Linked DNA regions of Homo sapiens: region 2 is linked to region 1. The links are chromatin loops, found by intact Hi-C in ENCODE. Cell type or tissue: heart right ventricle. All regions are shown on one strand.

Region 1 (2,500 bases):
TCAAAGAAAGAGTGGTTATCACTTGCATACACCACTCCAGCTCGCCTCATGCCAGATAAAATTAATGCCTAAAAACTTCAACTTGACTTTAAAACAAAACCTTAAATACTAAAACCTGATCTTTATCAGGCTGTTATAGGAGAAGATGACATCTCTACGCCAACCGCAGATATCTATTTATAAAAGAAAGGAGTTGTACTTTGGCAATCATGTTGCAGACCAATAAAACAATCTAAACCACTCCTCAGACAGCATAATCTACATGACTGCATTATGCTCACAACATGAAAAGGATGAAAAATAACTGACTATTCAAATATGTATTGATTTGGATCATTAGATTACAGTTATGTTGGGGCATATCTCCAGTAACTTTTCACTAGCATATTTTCATTGCACAGTTGAAGCTAGTTAAATCTGCTCCATTGATTTCTTATTTCAGTGAACTGCTGGACATTTTTGCGGGGAGGGAGATTAAGTAGTTTATACAGTGACACAATAACCAATTCAATTTCTAAAATTAGAGTCTAATTATAAGGTGGCAAAAGCCTTGAGGACATAAAATGTGTTAGCCAAACTAAATAGATTGCTTTACATAAAGTAAAAAAAAAAGTGAAAAAATTTCGTAGTAATATTTTAAGTAAATATCAATGGAGTAAGTGTGACAGATAACTATTTCTTGTTTCATCAGGAATTATACTTTCTAAATAGTTATACTGATCCAAAATAATAATGGAATTAATTTCAAATGTACATGTATATATCATGATATATACACAAATCACCATCTTCATAAATATCACTCTTTAATATGTGAAATTTTTGGTATTTTTATATATATAGACCAGTTATACAGTGACAGGAGGTTGACCATAAGAAAAAAAGACTGAAATTCTTTGGCTGGAAAGTGCCGTAATTACCTTTCCCGTTTCAGAGTCTGTTTCACATTGTGTGACTGCTGTCATGTTCAAAAATAAGTCCCTTATAAAGTTAGACACTAGGTGGCAATAGAAACCCCCCTTTGCTGCCTTTGTCCATTACCTTGCATTTGAAATCCACTCTCTCTTATTGACTTTTAAGTTTCACATAAAAATCAAAAACAGGAAAACAGCCACATTTCTATCACTCCTCTCTCATCATAATATTCCCTTTCTTATGATGAAAGATTATGTTTCAGGTGAACCAAAGTATTTCATGTGCCTATGATGCAGGATTTGGAAAATAAGTTCATCATGTTTGTTACATTTGTCATTTGCGTATTTAGCACTGAAGATGGTACGTTTGTTTATAAATGCTAAACAATGTATTAACATTTTATTGAACCAAAATAAGTTGTATGCTTTAATGCAAGCATCTGTGTATGATACATCAAATTCAATTCATGAAATACCATAATATTGATGACTTAGGTACCTTTTTAGCACTGCATTTCTAATAAGGATTTTCTCCTAAAGTGAATAACAAGAGGCGAGCTTATTGCCAATAAAGATTAAAGATGTGCTTTTCCCAAAATAATGTAAACTGGGAGGAAGAGAAGTATTCAGAGAACGAACAGAAATTTAATATGATAGTATTCATTAGTATTATCCATAAAACCACTGTCAGAATATGTTTAAATTTTTATATAAAATGGCATTGAGGGTTTCAGGGGGAAAGAAGGGCAGAGTATTTGAATAGTGAAGTATCAGTCAAAATGAACATTTATTTTGTCGGCTGGCTCTACTGTATTGCCAGCACATTTACCTTGTTGTACTACACAAAGTAGGCTGACCACCAATTCAATTCAAACTGCTGAACTTGATGTATGGGGTTTGTATGGTTTAAGCCCCTGGTTACTTTCAAGTTTGCTTCTCTTGTTCTTTACCTGGCCGAGGTTTACATGGGTTGAATTGGGAAGGAATTTTTTTTCCAGTGAAATGATTATAGATTTTTTTTTTAAGTTTGGTATCTGGCCAGGTTTCTAAGATTGTCTTCCTGATTATTTGCTGACAGTATTAATTGATGATACTCTAGAGACTGAGTAATTTTGAAAATAAGCATTTTCACTGTATCAAATTAAAAACTCATTCCAGATTAAAGGAGTCGAAAGAGACAACCAAATTCACTGTGTAATTTTTTATTGGATCCTGGATCAGAAACAATAAAGCATTGAGGAACAACTGTCTACTAGATAATATGTTTCTTGGGTATGTTATATTATGGTTTTATAGGAGAATATTCTTGTTCTTAAGGTGATATATGCTAAAGTATTTGGGGCTAAAATGTTATGTTGACTGCAACTAACTTTCAAGTGAATAAGCACAAAAAATATACATAGAGATGAAGAAAGAAAAAAGCAAATGAAGCAAGTTGTTAAAAAAAGGATGACCCTAAGATATGTTGGTGTTCATTATATAATTCTTCACATCTTTCAAAATAAAAAATTGGGAAAAAAATCAATCAACTTTATCTCTGGAAGTACACAATAGAAAATATGTATTACTATTCTTTTATTTCCTAC
Region 2 (2,500 bases), 630 kb after region 1:
GGAAGGTGAGAGCTCAAATGCAAAGCGGCAGGGAGTACGAGACCCGGGAGTTCCTTCCCAGACTACAGATTTGCAGAGAGAACCCGGGCCAGTTGCAAGGGCCTGAGGTGTGTGCAGGGGACATAAGCAGGGCAAAGGGTGCCAGGAAAACTGGGACTGAACATACACTGCGGGCCTGCAAAGCGCAAGAAACCGCTCAGTTAGCCCTGAAGCTTTAATCAAATATTGCGCGGGCGGCACGCGATTTTGTTTTCCACAGCCGCCTTGAGTTCTCCCTGCCTGTGAGTCCCACCCAGGCTCCTAGATTTGGAAAAGGAGCTGGCTAGTGGGTGCCAAGCAGAGATGGTCTTGAGGGAGGCTTGTGGCATGGGCGCCGTAGAGGGCCGAATCTGGACCCTGGTGACCCAAGGGTACCCATTCCTTCCATTGGGCCCAGCTCCTGAGAGTCCAGATCTCCACGTGAGGAGGGGGCGCTAAGGAGTCTCCCGGACGCGCGCGACTCCTGGCCTGTCAGAGCCTGCGGATCGCTTGGAGAGAAAAACCCAGGAGTCATTCTCAGACTGGGGCCCAGGACCCTGGTTGGAGGCTCCAACAGCCCCCTCCCTGAGGAAGCTCCGCGGTGCAATGAATTGCTGTTGGGATTAAGTCTACCGGGAATGGGGGTTGGGGGAGACGGACTACGTGTTTTTTAAATGTTTAGAAAGAAGGGGGAGGGGAGAACTCCGGGAGAGGAAACCAATCCCACGTTTCCGGGGGCCGGACAGTTCTCATCGCGCCGCCTTACCACCCAGCCGCTGCGCAACGCGTGCTTCCCGCACAGCAACTGCGCAGCTCCAATCAGCCTGGAACCGCTAAACGGCTTCGGTCTGAGGGCTAATGGAGGTTAAAGAGCACCGAGTATCCGACTTACGTGCACCGAACTTACAGATCTCTCGCCCTGTTCTCCCTGCTCTACCCTACCGAAGCCAGTTCCCATCGCGAAGTGCACCCTCACCTCTTCCCCCAAGCGACCCCCCTCACACGCATTCCCTTCAAATTCTCCCGGCATTTGGGCCGCTTTGATGATCAGATGGTAGAGCCCTGATTACAAATTTATTCCCGGCCGCTCTGTCCGTCTTTATCTCCGCTATTAGGGACATCTGGGAGTGATTAGTGCCGCACCCGCGCCCGGCCGCGCTCGCCTATCTTGCCGCGGCGGGGCCGGAGCCTCGCTGACGTCAGGGCAGACGGCTCGGAGCCATCCCAGCCGAGTTGGGTGTAATCGGCGGCCGCGCGGCCAAGTCCTCCCTGGGCCAGGCCGGCAGCTGGAACGCGCCGCCTGCCTGCGTATAGGGACTTCATAAATATGTATTTTTAGCCCAGAAGACTGTGTTTTCCTTGTTTGGGGTGAGGAGGGGCCAGTTAACATCTCTACTGCCCCCTCCCCACTCTAAATTTTCCAACTCGCTACGGCTGGAGCATTCCGCCTGGAAAGCCTTCCACATGCGGTCGCTTCTTTGCTCTATCCCTGCGCCAGGGCGAAGCTTCCCTGAGGCAACAACTGCGGCCCAGGCGGTGCCGGTGCAAGCCCCGGATGGGGTTGGGGTGGCTCTTAGGGGTAAGGCTCTTATGCCACCTCTTAGGGTTGCCCTCATCTCACTGGCACCCGCTCCGCCCTACAGCCCTCGGGCCAAAATTGTGGGAGTTTCTGTTTAGCCGGACAGCCTGGCAGAAGCTGATTACAGAATGCGATGTCTTTTAGCAGCTGCCTTTGCACCTGTTATTAAACCCTAAAGTACATAGCGAGCTGAGGCCCTGGACCCTCTTTTGCCCCTCCCTTCCCCCAGCCCTCCAGGGAGTTGTCCCTGGCGCAAACACTGACACCTCGCAAGGACGAGGACGGCTGGCGGCAGCTTTGTCCCCTACTACGTCCCAGTGTTCAGAGTAGAGGCTGCATATATTTGCATAATTCCTGGACGGGCTGACTGATGCCCCAGACCTCTGACCCTAGCGTTCTGCGGGATAGCCTGGTCTCTTCTGAAGTAAGGGGTGCTGGGATTAATCCAACACCTGGACTTTCCACTCCCCGGACAACTTGATACAATGACAAATTCAGCCCCGTTTTCACCCTACCTTCACCAGAAATTCTGATTCAGCAGGTCAGGGGCTCGACGCGGAGCCTGCAGTTTTCAAAATCTCCCCCAGAGGATGCCGAACCACTGTGCCAAAGGAGGCCACACCCACCCAGCGTGCCTCCCACCCTGGACACCTTCTCCATGACCCGCGTGAAGTCCAGGATGGTGAGAATGGGGGATGGGTGAAGAGAGGCCTACATTATTTAAAGTCTTTACAGGGAGAGAATTAGCCATATTATTGGATCAACCCTACACCTCTGACTCATTGGGCAGCACAAGGATTCAAAGCAAATCCAGAAGATGCTGTTTATTCCTGCACGGGCTACAAAGGGCAAGCAGAGTCTTCAGTCAGAAGCTAGAGTGAATGTAACTAGAGGAAAAGGAAA

Evidence for each region. Hi-C counts contacts between places; a loop is a spot of excess contacts. Peaks named below come from ENCODE experiments on the same cell type or tissue, not always from the same donor. Only the 100,000 strongest peaks of a DNase experiment are listed, where the experiment ranks them.
Region 2: it touches region 1 in a loop (4-fold over the local background); 12 of 110 quality-filtered maps call a loop at or near these places.

The regions. Positions count from the first base shown.
Region 1 is chr4:174,154,929-174,157,428 of GRCh38, reverse strand. The region is part of intron 1 of LINC02268 (long intergenic non-protein coding RNA 2268); the gene reads left to right. Among named protein-coding and RNA genes, the nearest start is that of LINC02268, 64 kb to the left of the region's middle. In heart right ventricle, a CTCF peak has its summit at 1,009 (motif pointing right); no DNase peak of the experiment used is centred here; H3K4me3 peaks cover 144 bases; H3K27ac peaks cover 1,078 bases.
Region 2 is chr4:173,521,042-173,523,541 of GRCh38, reverse strand. No RefSeq gene overlaps it. Among named protein-coding and RNA genes, the nearest start is that of HAND2, 7.9 kb to the left of the region's middle. In heart right ventricle, CTCF peaks have their summits at 500 and 1,333; DNase peaks (open chromatin) are centred at 821, 1,221, 1,681 and 2,161; H3K4me3 peaks cover 2,189 bases; H3K27ac peaks cover 2,500 bases; H3K27me3 peaks cover 1,403 bases.